2 separate regions of the Homo sapiens genome follow, and region 2 is linked to region 1. Evidence: chromatin loops called from intact Hi-C (ENCODE). Cell type or tissue: K562. All regions are shown on one strand.

Evidence for each region. A loop is a pair of places that touch in the nucleus more often than their neighbours do. Peaks named below come from ENCODE experiments on the same cell type or tissue, not always from the same donor. Only the 100,000 strongest peaks of a DNase experiment are listed, where the experiment ranks them.
Region 2: it touches region 1 in a loop (2.9-fold over the local background); 2 of 110 quality-filtered maps call a loop at or near these places.

What each region holds. Positions count from the first base shown.
Region 1 is chr5:94,967,692-94,970,191 of GRCh38, reverse strand. The region is part of intron 2 of MCTP1 (multiple C2 and transmembrane domain containing 1); the gene reads left to right. Among named protein-coding and RNA genes, the nearest start is that of MCTP1-AS1, 9.8 kb to the left of the region's middle. In K562, CTCF peaks have their summits at 864 (motif pointing left) and 1,516 (motif pointing left); a DNase peak (open chromatin) is centred at 1,471.
Region 2 is chr5:95,445,116-95,447,615 of GRCh38, reverse strand. It overlaps FAM81B (family with sequence similarity 81 member B), which reads right to left. Exons shown (of 10, transcript NM_152548.3): 8 at 919-1,054. Among named protein-coding and RNA genes, the nearest start is that of FAM81B, 55 kb to the right of the region's middle. In K562, no CTCF peak of the experiment used is centred here; a DNase peak (open chromatin) is centred at 1,395.

The DNA of each region.
Region 1 (2,500 bases):
GTTACCTGAACTGCCTTCTACTACTCTTCAGGAAATAAATATACCTAGTGCCATCCTATGCTACACTTTACCATACTATTATTTTAAATTAATCTATGTGCTATATCATGGTAACTTACCAGAAATTTTAAATTCATTGGAATATTCATGTTCATTATGGAAAAAATGTTGGTTTACTTTTATTTTATTATATGAAGCCACCTGTGATTATAAACCTCTTGCATTTAAATTTTAATATATTTAGTTATTTAGCATTATGAAATATTTCCATCCTAGGGCATAACAAGTCTCCAGCAAAAAATGAGGGAATAGAATAGCTTATGGAAATTATTTTAACACATCCATAAGGTACCCTTTTTGAAGATTTTTAAATCACTGATGTTTTGAATGTCACTATTTTTACAACCTCTCAAATGTGAAGGACCTTATTCTACAAGGATACCCTCTGTTACAATTGGACAGCAAAGGTAGCTAGCTTTAAATATTTGTAGGAAGATCAGTTATCTTCAGAAAGATCCAGCTTAAATTTTAACTGTCCCCACAATATATGTGTTCACTGCTTTTTTTCTTTTGTCTTTTTTCTTATTCCTCCTCCTCCTTCTTCTTGTGACACTGAGTTGCAATTTGGCATTGTTTTCGATGAAGACTTAGCATTATTGAGTAGTTGTAGATTTCCCAAAACGTGAGTAGCTGTTTCTGTTTCATTAAGTGCTAGGTTTGGAATGAGACTGATTTAAACTTGTTAACCAGGAGGCTTATTTATTCTGAGAATGAAAAGCAAGAGTATCATTAATAGACAGCTATTTACATTTTAAATATCTTTAATACTAGTTTAAGGGAAGATAGGCTGCCATCTTGTGTATGCTGTGTTTATTGCTACATAAAAATGGACACATTCAGACCACGTTTAGTTGTGTTGTCTTAAATAACATAAAAGGCTTTAAATATTACACAGAATGTTGAAGTGCCCATCAGTATCCTGCCTTGTAAAAAATAAATAAATATAGCATTAAGAACATGTACTCCTTTGCTACATGAGTAAACATTATAGAAACCGTCCAATTCCTCTTTTTAAAGGAATTTTATTCCAGCATTTAGAAAAAATTGATATTTCCTAGGTCTAGGATAGTCTAGAACTTTTAGACCATGGAATTTATAATTACAAAATAATGTTTTTATAAACAAATTCTAAAGTTAAGGCTACCTGACAAAATGAATATGTGAAAGGTTGTTCTTGAATATGACATTAATAACAAAATCTGAATTTTACTGTAGGGCGAATACTTTCTAGATTCATCTTTCGTACTTTTTGACTTGTTTTCAATTCATTTATCGTCATAAAAAGTATGTCAATGAAAGTAATGGTCCAGATAATAACAACAAAGCATATGCTGCCAGAAAATGCCTGGGAACTTCAAAGTGTGCCCTGCAAGGCGCTCTAACCTTTGGTTTCAATAGCAGAACCACAGGCCTCTCTTTAATTTGATAAGTACTATTGCCATCTTGTGGTTTTATGCAATATTGCAACAAAACAGCACTGGCATATGAAGCTATTGATTTTTTTGAGTCTTTCGAACCAACAAACTAAATCCTTTTTGTATAGTATGTTTATTGAAGATTAACCACATACCACATATTAGTGACTTGGATTTCCTGGGAGTTCTATTACAATAAAATTATTTAAATCCACTGTAAAGTCAATAATAATATAATCTTGAAAACGTGTAATTTCCCTATAATGAAATATAAGGAAGTAACATTTCCCAAAGAGAGATCCAAGGATTGTTGGTCCTAAAAGATGCACTCAAGAAAAGTAGGCCTCATAGTCAAAAAAACTTAGTAAGTGATGCCTGTCAAGCCTCCTTCTTGGAAAGTCATAGTGAACGTTCAATTATTTAAAGGCTACAGAAAAGGAATCTATTTAATTTTCTTCTAAACCAGTATTTTCCAAATATACTTGACCATATAACTCCTTTAAAAAATAAATAATAGCTATTAATGTCATCAGATAATATCTTGCTAAAATATACTTGGTAAAAACACTTTCAAACATAGATTAGTGCATTAGTTAAAAATCTTTCACTGAACCTAAATTAAAAGAACAATGTCTCCAGTTACCCATGTTGGAATCACAACAAGCTGAGGGTCTTGAAATATTAAGGACTCTCAATCACTAAAAGTCCCCTAAGTTAAGAATTTGAAAATGATTAGAAATTTCTTTTTAATACTTGGCTATTAAAATTATGAAATTTTAATAACAGTACCTAAAAGCCACTAAGTGATGGTTGGAAAGAGAAATGTAGCAAATTTTATCCTATGAAGTCAAAACAAAGCAGAGAAAATTAGATGACGAACTACCAAGAGTTGTTCGCCTGGATCTGTTTTTCCTGTGCTAATGAAATTTGCTGACATATTTACCACTTTTAAACCAGGTCACCCTGTGACCAAGACCACACGTTTATAAAATATTGCGCCATCATAATACGTTTTTGGAGATCCT
Region 2 (2,500 bases), 480 kb before region 1:
GGATTCCAGTCTCTGTGTTCCTTATGGTGGGAGGTTTCTGCCTGCACAATGACCCCACGGTTACCTAGTGCTGCGTATAACTGGTAAAGGAATCTGCCTAATTCAGGAGTGAAGAGCTAGCAGTCCCACTCGGCAGCTGCAGTCTTACCACACATACTTCGATAGCCTTACCAGTGATAAAGCTTTATGTTTATCTCCAACTCTTGGCTCCTTTGTAACTCTATCAGCTGTTTACAAACTCAGGCTGGAGCTGGGGACATTATTTCCTGAGCTGCCTCTGCCTAAAGTCTCTCTACCTAAGTTCTCAAAACATCTTACTTTAGTCACCTGCAGGACTGGCAGCCATTGACCACAGTGATGGCGCTGTGCTGCCCTTCCCATTGGGTAAGGTGTGCTGGTTGCAGTGGGAGAGGGGACCCCTGAAATAAGTATATTTCTCATAAACCTTGGTAGCCTCACCCCAAAGCTTGGGGCTGTCTTTACATGGTCTGATCTGAAAAAAAGAGTTTTGAAAACTTTTAATCTACTAAGAGATCTTCAGAAAAGTCAAATGACTTGTCTGCACATCACTCAGGGAGTGTGCCTTTAACCACTGATTCCCAGGGGAGGCCCCAAGAGAGTCAGACTCTCTGGGTCTGGGGTGGCAATCTATTTTTTTTTTTTTAAAAAAAAAAACCTCTTCAGATTCTTTTGGTACAGGTAGAGCACACTCTGAGAAACACAGGTTTGCAGAGTTGGGGAGTAGCAAACAGGACCAGAAGACAGGCCTCTGGACTCCTATTGTGGTGTTTAAAAAAAAAAAAGTTACTGAAGCAGTGAAGATTACCATAAATGTTGAAGTACAAATTCCCAGACCTTTACTCACTGCTAACAAGGACTATGCAGGTGCTTGCTTCACAAAATAACAGAACTCCTCACCAGTTTCTCCTGTAGGACCTTCAGACATTCATTTATATGGCCCAGGTGGTCTTTTCTATATTTGAGAAATTGGTTTTCTGTCCATTTTTTATTATTCTCAACTTCTTCGTACAGATTACTTGAAAGTGAATGAAATCTATGGGAAAAAATGTTTTGTTTCATTTAAATAAGTTAATTTAAACATAAAAAATTAGTATTGAAAAAGTCTGCAGTTTTTTGAGGTGACGAGACTCAGTGTGTCTAGCAAGTATTTGTGGGGTGATGTGGGAGGTGCCAGAGGCAAGGTAAGTACACTCTGGGTTCCTGTCCTGAGCTTGAGTTCAGTCCAGCTACTGTTAACACCCCCTCTACATACCCTAAAATACAAACACACAGTGACAGGAGCACTGCTGGCTGGGAGCTAACCACAGCCACACTGAAATGTAGTGTTATCCATGCAGAATTCCTCTCATGGCCTGGGGCTCACTGGTTGTGTGTGGAGGAAATACTTTGATAAGTTCCCTTGTGGTGGGGATTATTACTCATGCTAGGCGTTGTCTGTCAAAGGCCAGATAGTAAATATTTTAGGCATTGTGGGCCATATAGTCTCTGTTGCAACCACTCAATGCTCCATTGCAGTGGGAAAGCAGCCACAGATATGTAAAGAAATGAGTACGGTTATAGTCTAATCAAACTTTATGTAATATTCACATGTTATGAAATAGAACTCTTTAATTATTAGAATGCATAGAAGCCATTCTTAGCTGTGGGTAAATGTGGCTAAGTGTGATAGTTTGCTGACTCCTGCTAAGTGCCGGTATGTGGCTGGGAGAGGAGCAGGGGCAGAGAGGACCTGCATTGTCTAGCAGAGGAGAGAAAGGTCAGAGGCAGGAGAATGGAGGAGAAAAGCCCCCAAAGAACCTGGGGAATGTGCCAAGGGGGACTTTAGGTTGCATTTGTCTCAGGCAAAATCTTCCATAAAGTCCCCATTGCTACCAATGAGTCTGTGTGAGTGGATTTTTTTTTTAGGGGGCATTTAAAGAGGCCTTGAATTACTCATGTGGGGCAAAAGCAGAAGTAATAGAGGTACAGGAAGGTACCTACGGGACCTATCAAGATGATGCACCATAGAAGTATTAAATAACAGAGAATGAAAGATTTTTAAGAATAGAAGTGGATAAAAGGGTTGGAATCATATATCATCAGTTGAGAAGTCACTGTAGAGTGGCCGAGGGTTTGAGGAGAGAGGGGAATCCAATCTGAATTAAATGAGGTATGGGACTGGGAAGAGGTAGGATGAGGGATGGGGACTTGTGAGTGGTTTCTGTGTGTGTTTTCTGCATGTGACTTGCTCATGATAAGATGTTGGCTTCAAATTCCCTTTTAGAATAGGTAAAACTGTTAGATTGGCAAGAACAATGTTTGTTATTGAAAATATTCAGACTGTCTTACAATGTATGGTACAGACAGTTAAAGTAATAATTGCTCTGATGTTTTCAGACAAAATTATATGCATATAATTTAGTTTGTGATGTTTATCATTGGAAATTAATTAAGTCATGCTGGACATACACTCCATATACATGCCTCTCTTGCTCTTTGG